5 separate regions of the Homo sapiens genome follow, and all the other regions are linked to region 1. Evidence: chromatin contacts called from ENCODE Hi-C or POLR2A ChIA-PET data. All regions are on one chromosome and are shown on one strand. The core of a region is the stretch at or near the end of the contact, and the rest is flanking DNA. Distances in the headings are between cores, read along the strand shown. Region 1 holds the start of RBM39 (RNA binding motif protein 39). Region 2 holds the start of DSN1 (DSN1 component of MIS12 kinetochore complex). Region 3 holds the start of RBL1 (RB transcriptional corepressor like 1). Region 4 overlaps MTCL2 (microtubule crosslinking factor 2). Region 5 holds the start of DYNLRB1 (dynein light chain roadblock-type 1).

The links. Hi-C counts contacts between places; a loop is a spot of excess contacts on that map. ChIA-PET counts read pairs that join two places held with the same protein, here RNA polymerase II (POLR2A). Pooled maps may share reads with other maps.
Region 2: a loop to region 1 is called in a pooled map, with 15 times the contacts of the local background. The contact joins the promoter of DSN1 here to the promoter of RBM39 in region 1. A Hi-C loop is called at or near these places in 1 of 168 maps with a recorded cell type or tissue (posterior vena cava) and 6 of 50 pooled maps. POLR2A ChIA-PET finds 5 or more read pairs at or near these places in 1 of 52 experiments (activated naive CD8-positive, alpha-beta T cell).
Region 3: a map of GM12878 shows a loop between it and region 1 (7-fold over the local background). The contact joins the promoter of RBL1 here to the promoter of RBM39 in region 1. A Hi-C loop is called at or near these places in 1 of 168 maps with a recorded cell type or tissue (GM12878) and 8 of 50 pooled maps. POLR2A ChIA-PET finds 5 or more read pairs at or near these places in 2 of 52 experiments (activated CD4-positive, alpha-beta memory T cell and activated naive CD4-positive, alpha-beta T cell).
Region 4: a loop to region 1 is called in a pooled map, with 6 times the contacts of the local background. The contact joins the enhancer-like site here to the promoter of RBM39 in region 1. A Hi-C loop is called at or near these places in 1 of 37 single-sample maps with no recorded cell type and 3 of 50 pooled maps. POLR2A ChIA-PET finds 5 or more read pairs at or near these places in 2 of 52 experiments (H1 and activated T-cell).
Region 5: a pooled map shows a loop between it and region 1 (11-fold over the local background). The contact joins the promoter of DYNLRB1 here to the promoter of RBM39 in region 1. A Hi-C loop is called at or near these places in 4 of 50 pooled maps. POLR2A ChIA-PET finds 5 or more read pairs at or near these places in 3 of 52 experiments (CD4-positive, alpha-beta T cell, CD4-positive, alpha-beta memory T cell and activated CD4-positive, alpha-beta memory T cell).

The regions. Positions count from the first base shown.
Region 1 is chr20:35,740,410-35,743,659 of GRCh38, reverse strand. RBM39 (RNA binding motif protein 39) reads left to right here and starts at 1,400. Exons shown (of 17, transcript NM_184234.3): 1 at 1,400-1,719; 2 at 2,773-2,836. The coding sequence starts at 2,786. RefSeq lists enhancers at 961-1,060, 1,231-1,450, 812-1,497, 1,511-1,660 and a silencer at 1,921-2,020.
Region 2 is chr20:36,772,200-36,775,559 of GRCh38, reverse strand. DSN1 (DSN1 component of MIS12 kinetochore complex) reads left to right here and starts at 1,797. Exons shown (of 11, transcript NM_001145315.2): 1 at 1,797-1,898. LOC124904894 (a long non-coding RNA gene) reads right to left here and starts at 425. Exons shown (of 2, transcript XR_007067574.1): 1 at 342-425. RefSeq lists enhancers at 946-1,492, 1,452-1,531, 1,542-1,681, 1,812-1,871, 1,493-2,038.
Region 3 is chr20:37,094,279-37,097,825 of GRCh38, reverse strand. RBL1 (RB transcriptional corepressor like 1) reads left to right here and starts at 1,829. Exons shown (of 22, transcript NM_002895.5): 1 at 1,829-2,053. The coding sequence starts at 1,898. RefSeq lists enhancers at 1,371-1,420, 1,541-1,810, 1,461-2,137, 2,371-2,470 and a silencer at 2,041-2,100.
Region 4 is chr20:36,834,218-36,837,826 of GRCh38, reverse strand. All of the region lies in intron 2 of MTCL2 (microtubule crosslinking factor 2), which reads left to right. Among named protein-coding and RNA genes, the nearest start is that of MTCL2, 28 kb to the left of the region's middle. RefSeq lists a silencer at 1,835-2,124 and an enhancer at 2,355-2,414. Within about 2 kb of position 2,051, at least 35 of the 41 ENCODE cell types and tissues checked have a DNase peak (open chromatin) inside an H3K27ac peak, as active enhancers do.
Region 5 is chr20:34,514,471-34,517,893 of GRCh38, reverse strand. It overlaps DYNLRB1 (dynein light chain roadblock-type 1), which reads right to left and starts at 1,472. Exons shown (of 4, transcript NM_014183.4): 1 at 1,433-1,472. The coding sequence starts at 1,435. RefSeq lists enhancers at 941-1,120, 787-1,652, 2,041-2,280, 2,391-2,450 and a silencer at 1,471-1,580.

The DNA.
Region 1 (3,250 bases), core at 151-2,650:
AGGCAAAACCACTTAACATCTATATTTGCTCTAAATAATTTTGTTTAGCAGAAACAGAAGTTAGCTGTTTTGAAGATCAAATATTTACCAGGCGTTTTACAGACATTATATCATTTAATCTTCACTATAGCCCTTCTGAGCCTTCATTCATTAATTTACTGAGGGTCCACTTGGGCAGACATGCCCTGCTAACCTCTAAAAATTCAGTACTGAGCATTACCTGCCTTCCTCAGTCTCAAGTAGCTTAGACTAGCTACTAAGTACGTCCTCTTTTAAATCAGGAAATGAAAGATCCCCTCTGAGAGGTTAATTTGCTTGTCCAAGGTCACACAGTGTTGCAGCAGCTAGTTACACTAATCAAGGCGTCTCATTTCCAATCTTTTCTGCCCTCAATCATTAGACTGTTAAGATTAGAGGGTAAGATTTTTGCTTTGAAGACTTCTTTCCAGTTTTTTTTCCCAGCATCTAGGAGGAAACCTCACACAGTACTGACCAAAGAACAAATGGCTAATTCATACTCTAATTACCTGGCATCTAGAAGACTTCAGGGGAGAGGAGCCAGGTCCCAGGGGGAAGGGGGCCTTTTTTTTTTTGTTGGGGGGGTGTCTTATTTTTTCACCAAATCGTCCAGTAATATTCAGGAAGGGGAACATTTTTGAAGGAACGGTAGCAACCCTGACACAAGAGCTGATTAAATTCGGGGCACAAAACTGATCCCATGCCAAGGGAAGCAAGAGTTTATTTTTTCCACCTTTTTTTTGCTTTTCTCCACTATTTCCAAGGTTGTTTCAAAGCTCGACAGTGGAGGCCGCGCCATTGGCTCCAAATGACAGGGAAATCTATTTTTATTATCTCCCCCTCTCCCCCTACCCCTAAAGATCTCTTCTTCTGGCCTTCTGATACACTTTTCCACTTCCTCTCCACCCTCAGCGGATAATCTGAATATGGCCGTTTTATCCTATCGCCATAAGGACTAGGTTGCCTTATGGCGACCTTGACAGCCATCTGTGTGGGAGGCCGGAGCGGGGGCGATCGGCTGTGCCGGAGGAATCTTCAGATGGCCGTGAGGAGGCGCCACGAGGGGGAGGTGACCGCTGAGCTCCACTCAGCGAAGAGCTCTCTGAAAGATTGACAGGCAGCCTACCAACTGTCTTTGCCCTAGAGACCCGCTCTGTCTCGCGAGATTTGGGTGCTTACGCGGAGGGGGAGTGAAAGGCGCCTCACTGAATGGGGGATGGGAATATCTGTGGCGCAATCATTGCGCGAGATTGGGCTACGGTCGCCGGAGCCATACTTAGGTCTCGCGATACTTCGGCCGCTCAAATTTGGAGCTTGGGGCAGCTTCTCGCGAGAGCCCGTGCTGAGGGCTCTGTGAGGCCCCGTGTGTTTGTGTGTGTGTATGTGTGCTGGTGAATGTGAGTACAGGGAAGCAGCGGCCGCCATTTCAGGGAGCTTGTCGACGCTGTCGCAGGGGTGGATCCTGAGCTGCCGAAGCCGCCGTCCTGCTCTCCCGCGTGGGCTTCTCTAATTCCATTGTTTTTTTTAGATTCTCTCGGGCCTAGCCGTCCTTGGAACCCGATATTCGGGCTGGGCGGTTCCGCGGCCTGGGCCTAGGGGCTTAACAGTAGCAACAGAAGCGGCGGCGGCGGCAGCAGCAGCAGCAGCAGCAGCAATCTCTTCCCGAACACGAGCACCACAGGCGCCCGAAGGCCGGAACAGGTACGGGGCGTTGCGGACCCGCGTATTATCTCAGCTTTCTCGAGGTTTGGCTCCATTTTGGGCTGAGGGGCGCTTTTGGAGGTCTTTAGCGACCGGGGTGGGGGGTGGTTTTCGAGAAATCGGCCCTGTTTCAGTGACCGCGCCCTTATTTTCCAGTCGGGTATAGTCTGGATTCTTGGGGCGGTAGGGACCCCCGAGAGGCCGCGGTAGAATGGTGACCTGTCTCCTTCGAGGCCTGGGCCGGCCGCGACCTCCCAACATGGCGCCAGTTGAACGCTGCCTTGGCTCATAACCCCTCCCAATGGAGGGAGTTTCTCTTTGCCCCTAAAATGGCAGCGCGGGTTTTTGCCCGGAAAGAGGCGCTCTCGTTCGGGTCTCCCAGTTTCTGTTTTTGGAGTTGACAGCAGAGTTTTAAATATTGGATATTGAAGTCTTCATTTTCGTGTGTTTCGTGTAAGAGGCGTTTTGGATTTACTTACGTAAGCCAAACCTGGTTAAAGTGCATGTCACTTTAGTCATTAATTGTAGGGCTTTTGGAGGTTTTTCTTAAGTTTTCGAGTGTGTCGGCTGAGAAGAAAAATTCAGTCGATTTGAAAAACGTTTACCAGGCCGGGCGCGGTGGCTCACGCCTGTAATCCCAGCAGTTTGGGAGGCAGAGGCAGGCGGATCACTTGAGGTTAGGAGTTCGAGACCAACCTCATCAACATGGTGAAACCCCGTCTCTACCAAAAATACAAAAATTAGCCGGGCGTGGTGGCAGGCGCCTGTGATCCCAGCTATTCGGGAGGTGAGGTGGTAGGATCGCTGGAACCTGGGAGGCGGAGCTTGCAGTGAGCCGAGATCGCGCTACTGCACTTCAGCCTGGGCAACTAGAGCGAAACTCCGTCTCAAAAAAAAAAAAAAAAAAAAAGAAAAATGTTTACTCACGGAATCGTCTTGTTCTTTTCCTAGGCGTTTAGAGAAAATGTTAGACGATATAGGCAACAAGAGTGAAACTTGTTTCACATTGTAAGAGAAATGTTTACTCAAGAAATTGTCTTGTTCTCTTCCTAGGCGTTTAGAGAAAATGGCAGACGATATTGATATTGAAGCAATGCTTGAGGCTCCTTACAAGAAGGTGAGAAAAAACATGTCGGTGAGGTTTATATATTTCTTAATTTAGCATTATTCACGAAACTACTGCTGAAATGTAAACTAACCTCCCCGGAGCCCTCTTGATTTATCTTATCAGAGATGCATTACGTGTAACTTACAAAAGTAAATATATGCTATTGATGTAATAATATTGTGCAGTAGTTTCACTTCAGCGTGATGAATAAATGCCCATCTATCTCTCTTTGTAGACTTGCCTAACGATATCTCACCTCTACTCCCATGAATTCACCTTTGATTCCAGTGTGAACTGTCAATCATAAGGTAGTAATTGAGTGACTTATCGCTGTACCGTGGTCCCCTAGGTAAAATGACTCAACTAAGAATTACCACCTCCAGTTTGGTATAGCAAAAAGGTGAATGTAGTGGTTTGGGAAAA
Region 2 (3,360 bases), core at 548-3,047, 1.0 Mb before region 1:
AAAATGTGTGCCTCCTGTGGACAGGAGGGAGCCATGCAACAATTCAAAGCAGGGAAACGATGTAGAAGATGTATTGGGTCTGTATTCCATGAAATCATTTTCTCATTGTGCCCCAGGATGGCCAGCCCTAGCTGGGAAGGAACACTGAGTTCTCTTCCTGGCACGTTGACAGAGAGGAGTTTAAGAGGCAGGCAAGCATAAAAGGAACTGGGTACCTCTCAACCCCAGAAAGTGATATTCAGGGAGCCAAGGGCAAATCTCTGCTTTCAGAATGGCTGCTGCAGCCAGCAGGCTGGAACCACAGGGTGGAAATTTCAGGAAGGCAGATTTTTGTCTCCCACCAGAAAACTTTTCCAAGGACCACAACTGCTATGGAAGGATGACCACGGTCAGCTCCAGCTGCCTCTCTCCAACCCCTCTTTTGGACTGTGGGCTGCTTATAATTCAATATTTGGAAGTTTTTCTGTGAAAGAAAGGACTGTGCACATCCAAGGGGACATTTTGGTGGCGTCGTGCTGGGTGCTGAGGAAGCAGCCCGCTCTCTGGAGCCTCCTAGACCAGCATGGGATAGTGGAGCAGGAACAGATTGGGCTCCTGGGAGCACAGAAAGGACAGTTGGTTTTCAGCCTAAGGCCAGAGAGAATGCTTGGAGAGAAATCAATCATTCCTTAGCTGAGGCTTAAAATTCGAGGATGTGGCCGGGCGCAGTGGCTCATGCCTGTAATCCCAGCTCTTTGGGAGGCCGAAGTGGGTGGATCACTTGAGGTCAGGAGTTCGCGACCAGCCTGGCCAACATTTTTAGTGGCCGTCTCTACTAAAAATACAAAAATTAGCCAGGCGTGGTGGTGGGCGCCTGTAATCCCAGCTACTCGGGAGGCTGAGGCAGGAGAATCGCTTGAACCCGAACCCGGGAGGCGGAGGTTGCCGGGAGCCGAGATCGCGCCACTGCACTCTAGCCTGGGCGACAGAGCGAGACTCCGTCTCAAAATACAAAAAAATTGGAGGATGTAGCTAGGAAAAGCAGGGAAAGCCTTCCCAGGCAGAGGGAACAGCGCCTGGGAATATAGCGCCTCAAAGGGCATCTGATGCCCTGTCCCCGTCCTACCCCTAAGGACCAGCCCGACCTGCCGCACCCCCCGACCCCGACTAAGGACACTGCGACCACTTGGGGGCGCTGCGACCTCCTCCCGGGTGAAATGAAACCCGAGGGCAGGCCCCCACCCACCAAGCAAGTAAAGCAAGCCGTTTGAGGGAGTGGCCTGGAAATGAGAGAGAAAAAGTCCTAGAGCAGGAGTGGGATAGACTGTGAGGCAAACTGAGCTCAGAGCTCCAGTCCACCCTGGGGAGAGTCACGGTCCACATTTTGGGAGTTAAGGAGATAAAGGGAGTGGGAACCAGAGCCTAGCGACGGGGACAGGGCATCAGATGCCCTTTGAGGCGCTGTATTCCTCCGGCAAGAATCTCTCCGGGCCTCTGTTTCCCCCATCTTAGATGGGCTCTGGGGCCGTCGGGCGCAAAAGGACACGATAGTGTGGCGGGTCCCGGAAAGGGACTCCCGGGCGGGGTGTTGCGGGGAGGTGGTGACGTGGCCAGACAGGACCTAAAGGACTTGGACTAGAGGAGCGGAGCTGGCAGGAGCGTTGGACGGCGGTGTACGCATGCGCGTCGGGCGGCGGTGTACGCATGTGCATCGCCGGAGGCAGGCGTTCTGCGCGCGCGTGCCCGAGAAACTGACGGCCGCGCATGCGCCCTTGGTTGGCGGGAGTTTCGGAGGCGGTGACCGTGACGTAGAAGGTGGAGACCGCTTCACCCTGATCAGGGAGTATCGGCTGCGGGTGCGCAAGGCGTCCAGGAGTGACCTGGGGCTGTGGAGAGCGACCCGTGGCCTTGTGTTTCAGGTACGGAGGTTCCGGACTGGACGGGCGTCAGGAAGTCACAGACTTGTCCTCTGATGTGGCCCCGCCCGCCGCCGCACTAATCTCTTCGGCGTCGTACCCGTCGGCCCAGCTCGACCCGCCGCAGCCCCGGCCCCGACCGTGGACACTGGGGGTCCCCGAGGGCGCTGCGACCTCCTCCCGGGTGAAATGAAACCCGAGGGCAGTCCCCCTTACCGACCCCATTAGAGACGTATCTGCCGTGCCAGGGGTCTAGGCTCCAGAAACAGGGGTGAGGACTGGGTAGAGGGCTGGGGTTCGAATTGCCCCTGTGCCCCCAGGCTGGCTGTGTCACAAGCTTGGGCCAGGCTTTTTGCCCCTCTGAACCTCAGTTCCCCTGTCTGCAAAGTGGAGTTAATGGTGCTTACGGAGTTGTGGAAGGGATTAAGTGGAATAACGATGCAAGTAAAGCGCTTACATAGCACAGGTCCTAGCACAGAATAAGCGTTTAACAGTTGACAGTTGTTGCTTTTCTAAGCCTGGATCTGTGTGATACAGTCGTTATTATCCAAGCCTGGATTTGTGTGATATTGTCATAAGGACCGTGGGGGATTCAGATCCTTGACCGAGCCCTCCTTGTTATCTTTTCCTTTTTGTCCCTCTGCATATATTCATATCTTTTTACTTAGCACCCCCCACAGACAGATTTCTGCTGGGAGGGAGGGGACGATGAAGAGATGCCTAGGTGACATCCCTGCCTTCCAGGCAGTTGTTCCTGACAGTCACTAGGAATACAAATACAGCCTGGCTGGGGAGACAGACATGTAAACAGATTTTATAGCCAATGCTACGAAGGCCAAGGGGCATAACCACCAACTCTGCCAAAGATAAGTGATGTGAAAGCTTCATATTTGAGCCAGGTTGGGAAGGATGAATAAGTTTAACAGGTAGAAGGACAGATATGTGCAAAGATTCAGAAGTAGTACAGGGAATAGGACTGGGAGGAGAGAGCAGGAATGGGTAAATTGGGACTAGTTTACCTGAGGTGTTGACTACACTTTGGAAAAGTCCCGGCAACTGTCTGAAGAATAGACTGGGCCGGGTGTGGTGGCTCAGGCCTGTAATCCCAGCACTTTGGGAGGCTGAGGCCGGGCGGATCACCTGAGGTCAAGAGTTCGAGACCAGCCTGGCCAATATGGGGAAACCCCATCGCTACTAAAAATACAAAAATTAGCCAGGTGTGGTGGCAGGCACCTGTAATCCCAGCTACTCAGGAAGCTGAGGCAGGAGAATTGCTTGAACCTGGGAGGTGAAAGTTGCAGTGAGCCGAGACTGCGCCACTGCACTCCAGCCTTGGCGACAGAGTGAGATTCCACCTCAAAAAAAAACAAAAACAAAGAATAGACTGGAGACGGGCCGTTGGAGGTAGAAAAACTAGTGGAGAGACTATTAAGATAGTGGGAGGGACCAGAAATTATGAGACCTG
Region 3 (3,547 bases), core at 580-3,079, 1.4 Mb before region 1:
AGCCTGCCAAGTAGCTGGGATTACAAGCGCCCGCCACCATGCCCAGCTAATTTTTGTATTTTTAGTAGAGACGGGGTTTCACCATGTTGGCCAGGATGATCTCGATCTCCTGATCTGGTGACCCGCCTGCCTCAGCCTCCCAAAGTGCTGGGATTACAGGTGTGAGCCACTGCAACCGGCCTTCCATACTTCATTTTCTATTCAGAAAAGCTCAATTTTGGGTTAAATGGGCATGTCCTGGGATAATAAGAAAAAATAAAACCAATATAAGGAAGGGCATATTGATTTTTGGTTTTTTTAAATGCATGCAGGTGAGGCTGGGTTTGACAGATGTGTCCTCAGTTGTTTGTTTTTGAGACAGAGTCTCACTCTGTTACCCAGACTGGAGTGCAGTGGTGCAATCTTGGCTTACTACAGCCTCTGCCTCCTCGGTTCAAGCGATTCTTTATTCTCATGTCTCAGTTGCCCAGGTTGTTAGGATTACACAAGTGCACCCACACGCCCAGCTAATTTTTATATTTTTAGTAGTGACGGGGTTTTGCCTTGTTGGCCTGACTGGTCTCAAACTCCTGGACTCAAGTGATCCACCTGCCTCGGCCTCCCAAAGTACTGGGATTACAGGCAAAGCAAATAATGGAACAACAAAAGAACGAAGACAGGGATTTATTGAAAACAAAAGTACACTCCATAGTGGGGAAGCGAACCCACGCAGCAGCTCAAGGGCCCAGACACAGAATCTTCTGGGGTCCAAATACCCTCTAGAAGTTTCCCATTGGCCACTTTATGCTCTCTTGATGTAACTGAAGTGGTAGCCCACAATCAGTCTGAGTGGTTGCAGAAAGCAACCAATCAGAGGCCAGGGTGAAGTTAACAAAATTATACTTCTATGCAAAGGAAGACTCTCCCGCCATCAGTCTGATTGGTTGTGGACAGCAACCGTTCAGAGGCTGGAGTGAAGTTACAAAGTTGCAAACAAAGACTGGAAGGCGCTCAGTGTGATTTGTTGCAGACAGCCAATTTCCCATCTGCCATGCAGAAAAGGTCCAAGGGAACAGCCTCTGGTTCTTTTGTTACTTAGGCGTGGAAAGTTGGGGTTTTCCTTTCAATTTAGTTCTAAGAAGTCACGTGAAACAGCCATAGGTTCCCTGCCTCCAGACCCTATTCTCCTGCCTCATTTACTGCAGTCTTCTCTGCCTGCCTCTTTTAGCGACTAGCATGAGATGAGGATTCGTCTTCTAATATCCGTCACCAATCCTTCCCCTCTGTCATTTAGCGAACCACTCACTGGGCACTAGGACTTTGGGGAGAGTCCCAAGAGGCCCCTCTTCGTCCAGGGGCTACTTTTTTCTCTTCCAGCCTCCATCTCCTAACTCAAGGGGTACAGCTCAGATTATGTTTGGCGCCCAGGGACAGTGACAAACCCAGGGCCCGTGGATAGAGGAGGCATCTCACTACGCTGCACGAGGCCACCTCGCAGTAGGCAGCCCAGCCCTGCCCCAAAACCCAAGAGCCTAACCAGGAAGACAGGGGGAGGCCGCGGGCTTCATCTCCCAAGAGATGGACTACACCTCCCAGCAGGCTCTGCGCGCGGGCTGAGGATCCCTCCGCTCTTTTTCTGTCCCGCCGGCTGGGCCCCCCGCGACCAGCCAAGGGCCAAGGACAGGTCTTTCAGAATCTGAGGTACATCTTCTTATCACATTTCCGGGGAGGGACTGCTAGGAGCTCCGGAGGAAAAACGGACTTTTTTTGAGGAGAAAAGCGGAGGCAGACGGTGGATGACAACACGTCCCGCAGCTGCAGATTTTCGCGCGCTTTGGCGCAGGTGGTTGTGGGTAGCGCGCCTGGGAGGGAGAAAGAAGTCGGGGGCCGTGGCGCGCAGCCCGCGGGGCCTGAAGGGATGTTCGAGGACAAGCCCCACGCTGAGGGGGCGGCGGTGGTCGCCGCAGCCGGGGAGGCGCTACAGGCCCTGTGCCAGGAGCTGAACCTGGACGAGGGGAGCGCGGCCGAAGCCCTGGACGACTTTACTGCCATCCGAGGCAACTACAGCCTAGAGGTGAGCGGCAGCAGGTGGGGCGGCCGGACCCTACCCTCGCCAGGCCCCACCCCTGCCCCGCCCCTTCCTCGGCCTATGGGGTGGTGGGAGTTTCCCCACCTAGGAGGGTCGCTGCGCAGCCAAGCGCCGAGGGGCGGGAAAGGTGGGTGTAGCTCAGCCAATCCACCCATCATTTTGAGGCGGGAAACTGAAGCTCAGGAAAGGAGCGGCCTAGGTCCCGCGCCGCTCAGACCCCAGGCTTCCTGACCACACTTCCCTCTACCCCGCCAAGCGCCACAAAAGTCATGGTGCTGCCCTTAAATCAGTAAGAACAAATATAATGGTAAAGTGAAAATGAACTGCATGCCAAGACATCACTGCCCAGAGCTTTAAATGGACCCTCAGTTCCGTCTGAACCCCTTCTGTGATCCCCATTTCACGCAAGAGGAAGCGGAGCCCTAGACGGGTTAAGCTACAGGCCCAAGGTCACACGGTTAGAGATGGAGCCAGACCCAGGGTCTGAGCCGTTTAACCTCCACCCTCTGCTTCACCAGGGTGGAGCTGCCGGTCGCTGTGCAGCAGTTTGATCAAAGCCAATGTGCACACGAAGCTGATCTCAGCCCTACGTTTCCTCCTCCGTCAGAGCATCGTCCTGATGCTTTGCATCAGTGTCTGGCTCTGAATAAAACAAATGTCAGTTATAATTACTTGATTTTTTTCCCCATCATTCTTGCATTTTATCCTCGCAACAGCCCTGTGAACATGGCATGGCAATGAGTATTAGACTGCTTTCCAGGTGATAATGGCAAGGCTCAGAAGGTTGTCTTGCCTAGGATTATTCTAATATAGAAACCCAGGCTGGGCGTGGCGGCTCACGCCTATAATCCCAGCACTTTGGGAGGCCAAGGCGGGCGGATCACTTGAGGCCAGGAGTTCGAGACTAACCTGGGCAACACGGCGAAACCCCATCTCTACTAAAAAAATACAAAAACTAGCTGGGTGTGGTGGCGCCTGCCTGTAATCTAGCTACTCGGGAGGCTGAGGCAGGAGAATTGCTTAAACCCAGGAGGCATAGGCCGCAGTGAGTGGAGATCACACCACTGCACTCCAGCCTGGGTGACAGCAAGACTCTATCTAAAAACAGAGAAAGAAACCCAGACGAGCATAAGCCCAGTGTAGACAGAATTGTGATGGAGTGTATTTCATGTAGCACCACTGGCCTCATGTTCAAAGGCTTTCATGTGCCAAGGGCGCTGGACCCACTCCCAGGGTGCACCACTGACTCACCACCCAGTGAAATAATTGCTGGGTTCAAAGGCATAGAGTTGGAAAAGTGTCGATTGTATGTGTGCCTATATATGAAGGAGTAGTACCTGAAAAAAGTGTCTTCAGAACTGGATAGACTGGGTAAAGGACAATGGTCCACATCCGTGGGTGGCATGACTGGAGAGCTGTGGGAAGAATAAGAAAGTAAGGGAGATTAGAATGAATGGCGTCTCAATTGAAAACAGATTG
Region 4 (3,609 bases), core at 802-3,301, 1.1 Mb before region 1:
GGCGGGCAGATCACCTGAGGTCAGGAGTTCGAGACCAGCCTGGCCAACATGGTGAAACCCCATCTCTACTAAAAATACACAAATTAGCCGAGTGTGGTGGTTCCCGCCTGTAATCCCAGCTACTCAGGGGCTGAGACAGGAGAATCGCTTGAACCCGGGAGGCGGAGGTTGCAGTGAGCTGAGATCGCGCCACTGCACTCCAGCCAGGGTGACAGAGTGAGACTCCGTCTCAAAAATAATAATAATAATAATAATAATAATAATAATAATAATAATAATGTGGGTAAAATGCCAGCATAAGGACTCAAAAATGTTAGCTATCATTATTTCCATTTTCTTGATGAAGAATCTGAGGTTCAGAGAAAAGCAATACCTGCCGAAGGTCAAGGGGCGCTCAGTGTGTTGGTGGCAGAGCCCAGGCTCATGAGCCTCCCAAGCCTCCAGCTTGGCCTCACTGCTCTCTGCTTCAGGAAGCAGGGGAAGGGTGGGTGGGAGGTTGGCAGGTGGGATGTCCCCCTGCCTGTCTTCGGAAGCTCTGGTCTGGTGGTGAGAACTCCAGGGCCCCCAGGCCCGGCCCTCTGCCCTCAGAACTCAGCCCAGTGTGATCTGGTGACACGAGGAGCTGGGATGGGGCCCTAGGGAGGCTTCCTGCAGGGGTGACTTCTGAGTGAAGGCCCAAGGGAGAAGTGGGCCTGAGCCAGGAAGGGGGAAAGAGGAAGGTGGCAGAAGATGGCTCCTGTGAGGACCCAGGGGAGCGGCAGGATGCGAGTCAGCCACACACTTACCTGGGGAGAAGTCCCTTCTGTTGGAAGACACTGGCAAACTCAAGCCCTATAGCCTTTCCAGTGGAATATAAAAGAAAAACCTTTGTTAAGGGACCAGGGAGAGCCATGGTTTCAAAGGCCAGCAGAACCAGGGGAGGTAAACAGGAGTGCCTGTTCCAGGAAGCTGCTGGCGCCCCCTGTGGTCTTGTTGGTGCACAATGGGATTGTAGTGCTGTCCTACACATGAGGCAACCAATGGTTGTGTCTCCGCCAGAGGTGGAGGCTCATGCCTGTAATCCCAGAATCCCAGCGCTTTGGGAGGCTGAAGTGGGAGGATCGCTAGAGGCCAATAGTTGGAAATCAGGCTGGGCAACATAGCAAGACCCTATCTCTACAAAAAAATAAAAAAAATTAGCAGAGGCTGGGGGTGGTGGCTCACACCTGTAATCCTAGCACTTTGGCAGGCCGAGGCGGATGGATCACCTGAGGTCAGGAGTTCGAGACCAGCCTGGCCAACATGGTGAAACCCCGGCTCTACTAAAAATACAAAATGAGCCGGGTGTGGTGGTACACGCCTGTACTCCCAGCTACTCAGGAGGCTGAGGCAGATGAATCGCTTGAACCTGGGAGGCCGAGGTTGCAGTGAGCTCACACCATTGCAGTCCAGCCTGGGTGACAGAGTGAAACTCTGTCTCAAAAAAAAAAAAAAAAAAAAAAAAAATTAGCTGGGCGTGGTGGCAAGTGCCTATAGTCCCAGCTATATGGGAGGCCAAGGCCAGAGGATTGCTTGAGTCCAGGAGTTAAAGGTTTCAGTGAGCTATGATTGCAGCACTGCACTCCAGCCTGGGCGACAGAGCGACAAGGTCTCTCTCTAAAAGAAAAAAAAGAATGAGTTAGTTTCCAAGTTCAAAGCGTACCTCTACTTGACAGGGCAGCTCCCGGGCATATTCAGATTCCAATCACTGGGTTGGGAGGGGTGGGGGGTGGTGGGGGAAGGCAGTAGGGAGGAGATGGGGAGGGGGAGGGAATAGCTGGAGAAGCTCAGAGGAATCTGCGTTTGGGCATATAGTGGAGGATTTCTGGGAGGGACACAAAAAAATGTCAGACTTCAGAAAGATGAGGAAGAGGCGGAGGAGAGGCTGGGACCTGGAGCTAGCTGCCGGCTGCGGCGCCTCCGTGGGTGGAGCTAGAGCAGCGGCGGCGGCGGCGGGGAGGCGGGTGTGGGGAGCGGGTGTGTGGCTCTCCGGAGTCTGGGCGGAGAGGAGGGGCCGTTTCTGTTGGGGTTTGAATTAGCCAATCAGCATCCCTCTTGCCCTTCCCTCCCTCCTCTCCCCACGCTGCAGCTGGAGCGCTGAGCTCATCTGCGGGCCTGGGGCCTGAGCTGGATGGACACCTCTGGCCACCACCCTGAGCCCCATGTGCTGGGGTCGTTCTGGGGGGTTTTGGGAAGTTATCAGAATGCTGCTTTCCCTGGCATCGTCTTGGAGGGCTTGATGGACCCGAGTGGGGAGGGGGCGGGCGCTGCCTAGGAGGGTACCTCTGGGACTTCCCCAACTTGCTCTGCCAGCTCCGTGGTCCATGCCCTGACTTGCCCCTACCGCTTGGTGCCTCATTTTCCCCTTCTGTTAAATGTGGCTTTTGACCAGCTGAATCCTCAGGGCTTTTGAGCTCCTGTGGTTTTATGGAGCAGAGGGGTATTGGTGGGGTGGGGTGGGGGGTCATGAATAAAACCACAGGCCTCAGTGCCCCCCCCCAACCCCCAGCTCTCCCTCTCTGCTGGTCCTCACCGTTGACAGGACCTACAGAACCTCGGTGGGGCCTTTGCCCAGCATGAGGAGGGCAAGGTCACGGGGCGGAGAGCTGCTGTGCCACGTTTGCTGTGTGGCCTTGGGTAAGTTCCTTCACATCTCTGAGCTTGTTTCCTCATGGAAAATGGAGATAAAATGAGTCCCTCCCTCTAGAGGTTTTTGTGAGGATAAAATGAAATAATTCAAGTGAAGAGAGTATTAAATACTAGGTCTGGAAATAAACATGTATTGGTTGTGGTTTTCTTTTTCTTTTTTTTTTTAAGGCAGGGTCTCACTCTGTCACCCAGGCTGGAGTGCAGTGGTGTGATCTCAGCAACCTCTGCCTCCTGGGTTCCAGCAATTCTCCTACCTCAGCCTCCCAAGTAGCTGGGATTACAGGCATGCGCCACCATGTCCAGCTAATTTTCGTATTTTTAGTAGAGATGGGGTTTCTCTGTGTTGGCCAGGCTGGTCTCTAACTCCTGACCTCAGGTGATCTACCCACGTCGGCCTCCCAAAGTGCTGGGATTACAGGTGTGAGCCACCATGCCTGGTCTGGTTGTGGTTTTCTTATTGCTGAGAAGAACTCACACAGCAAGTATAAGTTCTTCTGAGCAATACATCAGTAGGACTACTAGTAGTAGTAGGCTAGTAGGACTGGTTGGTAGTAGTAGTAGACTAGTAGTCTGGGGGCGAGGGTAGGCCAGGATCTCAGCCTCCCAGGGTGGATAAAAATCACCAGGAGGGCTTGTTCACAACATACATTCCCAGGACCCGTGAGGAGCTGAGACCGGATACAAGGAGGTCAGGTCCAGGGAATCTGGGATCTAAACTCTGGTCTAAAGTGACTCCTGTGGGAAGCCAAGGACACACCAGGAGCACGCCCCCTTCCTCAGATACAGATGTTGCTGGAGAAAATGTTCTGGCTTTGGGTTTCATTCCTAGGTGACCTGTGCAGGTTACCTCCCTTCTTTGAGCCTCACTTTCCTCATCTGTAGAGTGGGGGTGACATTCCTACCCTCCTGGGGTTTGTAGGAGGATTCAGCCACACGGAGTCC
Region 5 (3,423 bases), core at 223-2,722, 1.2 Mb after region 1:
AGGCTGAGGCGAGCAGATCACGAGGTCAGGAGATCGAGACCACCGTGTTGAGGCGGACTAACACGGTGAAACCCCGTCTCTACTAAAAATACAAAAAATTAGCTGGGCGTGGTGGTGGGCGCCTGTAGTCCCAGCTACTCGGGAGGCTGAGGCGGGAGAATCACTTGAACCTGGGAGGCGGAGGTGGCAGTGAACTAAGATGGTGCCACTGCACTCCAGCCTGAGCGACAGAGACACACTCCATCTCAAAAAAAAAAAAAAAAAAAGAAATAATGAATGTTTAAGGTGATGGATATTCTATAATAAATATAGCCTGATTTGATCATTACACATCATATGCATGTATCAAAATATTACATGTATATCTACAACATAAATGTGTACAACTATTATATATCAATTTTTTTTACAGCTTAAGAAGTGATGTGAAAAATGAAGTTATACATATTTGAAGCATTATTACATGTTTGTAATGATGTGGAGATATTGTGGTGTAATAATGAAAAACACAGAACCCACAATTGCACATTCAATAGGGGCTAAACTGTATAAACCAAAAACAAGCAAAAAAGACTAGAAGTCATATGACTACTGTAAGTGGTTGCCTCTAGGTGATGACACGGTTTCTTTTTTCAATTTTTTTATTACAAGCTCTAGATTTCTAAATAAGATTTTTGAAAAAGTAATATATTCACATGGCTTAAAATTTGAAACTTTTTCAAATTTTGCCCAAGCTGTGAGGATTACAAACACAAAACCTGTAACGGCGTTGAGAACCCACAGCTGCAGCAAGCAAGGTAGAAAGCAAGCTTTGGGATCCCCAAGAGCAGACCCCGCCCGTTCCTGACTCTGGCACCCAGTCCCAGCGGCTAGAAAGAACCACGCCGACAGAGTGGCGGCCGTCAAGCTTCTAGGGTTCAAATCCATCTCCACTATTTCCTGGGGCAAAGCACTTGGCTTCTCGGGGCGCTGAATAACAGATATGTATAACAAAATGGGACTAAAGATTGTATCTACCTCACAGAGCTGGGAGGAGGCGGAGGAAATACAAGATACATAAAGTGCTTGGCAGAGCCTGCCACAAACTGAGCTCCCGGGAAACGTTGCCAGGGTTGCCATCGCGCACCAAGGCCCCAAAACTCTAGGCTGCAGGGCCGCCGCCCACCCCTCGCCCATCATCTCTTCCTGGCCGAGGCTGGGCTCCCGCTTCCGGTCAAGGGGCAGCGGGATCCGGCGGCCCCGCCTCGGTCAGGCTTTAGAGGCCTCCGCCGCCGGGTTCCACCCTCAAGTCGGCTGGGGCCCGGGCCCGGCCACGCCCAGCCACCACCGATTCCCTGTCCGGAGCTCTGAGATCCCCTCATCCTCGGAAGACTGAAGGCCTGGCGTGGGGTGGTGGGCGGCCGCCAGCCACAAGACCCCGGCGCACGCTCACCATTTCCGACCGATCCGGTAGCCCCGCGTAGCGAACACTTAGCGAGTCCTGTGCCTTTCTGCGCCTGCGCAAAGGTTTCTGTCAAAACGGACAGCTCTAGCTGCCTATCAGGAGCCAGCGTGAGGCGGGGGCGGGCGAGCCGATCTTGGCTCCGCCAGGATTCTTGGAAAATCTGCTTTCCACTGTGGCAAAGCGAAAAGCTAAGGAGCAGTGCGCTAAGCTGTGGAAAATTCCCAACTCCAGCCGTGCAGAAAAGATGCTGGTTCTGGCTGGACGCGGTGGCTTACGCCTGTAATTCCAGCACTTTGGGAGGCCGAGTCGGAAGGATTGCTTGAGCCCAAGAGTTCGAGACCAGCCTGGGCAACATGGAGAGACCCCTTCTCTACTAAAAAATAAACAAAATTAGCCGGGCGTGGTGGCGCGCTCGTGTAGTTCCAGTTACTCCAGAGGCTGAGGTAGGAGGATCGCCTGACCAGGAGTTCGAGGCTGCAGTGAGCCGAGATTGCGCCACTGCACCCCAGCCTGGGCGACAGAGCAAGAGACCCTGACTAAAACAAAACAAAACAAAAACCATGCTGGTTCTCGGTATCGGAAGAGGCTTTCAGTGCTGGTTCTCGGTATCGGAAGAGGCTTTCAGCTCTCAATGGAGGTCTAAGCTGGTTCTGGAGTCCCTGAGTGGAGCGTGGTGGGAGGGTATGAAGGCAAGTGGGACGGTTGCTGAGACCCGCTTTGCGCCCAGACTGAGCCAGAGAGAGGCCCAGGGCCAAAATGCGCTTCGGGATCGGGCAGGCCTGGGGTGGGGCTGGAGTCAGGTACCTCGAGTCTCCGGGTAAGATGCCGTGCAAGCTCGGAGATGAATTGGTTAGGGCTGGCCTGGGAGTCTTTAGAATCCGAGCTCAGCCCCGCCTCGCGTTACCTAGCAGAAGGCACTTCACATCTGTGTGTTCTGTCTTGTTCTCACCTCTGAAAGGGGGACTCTTCCCAGAGCCCTATGTTGTCCTGTTCCGGCAGGCCGCAAACGTTTCTGGGTCCTCTAGGAGTAAATAACTTCTGTTAAAACATGCTGCCGTTTAGTGAACCCTGTGCCACATTACTGTGCTGAACACGCACATAACGTTATCTCCGGTAGCTTCAGGGAAGTATCGGTAACCTCGATACTTTATAAATGCTGTTTCTCCCAGGCACTGTAGCTTGCTGGATTCAACGATGATCTAACTCCAAAGTTTCATTCCACAGTAGCTGCTCTTCAGTGAGGAAGGATTTGGTTCTCCTTCCAGGAGTGTCTGCATGTTAAGAGGATTGACTTTACTGCGAAGAAACCTAGCAGACACCACCGTAACCAGATCAAAGTTAGTATTACTGGCAAGGGGAGATATTGATGCCGTGTGCCCCGATAAAAATGCGTTAAGGGCACATCACCTCCGAGTCATTTTCCACAAAAACTCCCAGCCTTAAACCATGAGAAAATTTCACTAAATCCAGTGTGAGGGATGTTCTACAAGATACCTGTACCCCGCCCCCGCCCCCCAAAATCTCAAAGTCATGAAAGCAAGGAATGAATGCGGAACTGTCACAGATTAGAGGAGTAAGGAGAAAGAAAAATAACATGGGTGGGAAAATTGGTGAAATCTGAGTAAGGGCTGTAGTTTAGTGTTATTTTTACCAGTGTTAATTTATTAGTTTTGGTAATTCTAGCATGGTTATATGGGATCATAACATTGGAGAAAGCTGGGTGAAGACTGTGCAGGAACTCTTAACCATTTTTGCAACAGCTCTGTAAATGTAAAATTATTTCAAAATAAATTTTTAAAAGGACTGGATCCAAAGGAATTTCTATTGAATGCTGGAAACATTAGGAAAGCATTTAGCAAGGGGAAGAAGTGCTGCAGAGACTGGACCCTAAAACATCCTGGAAGATAAGCACTGGAAGAATCACCACTGTCTTGCCCATGGAGAACCAGACTGAGAGGAGTGAAAGGATTTTAACAGAT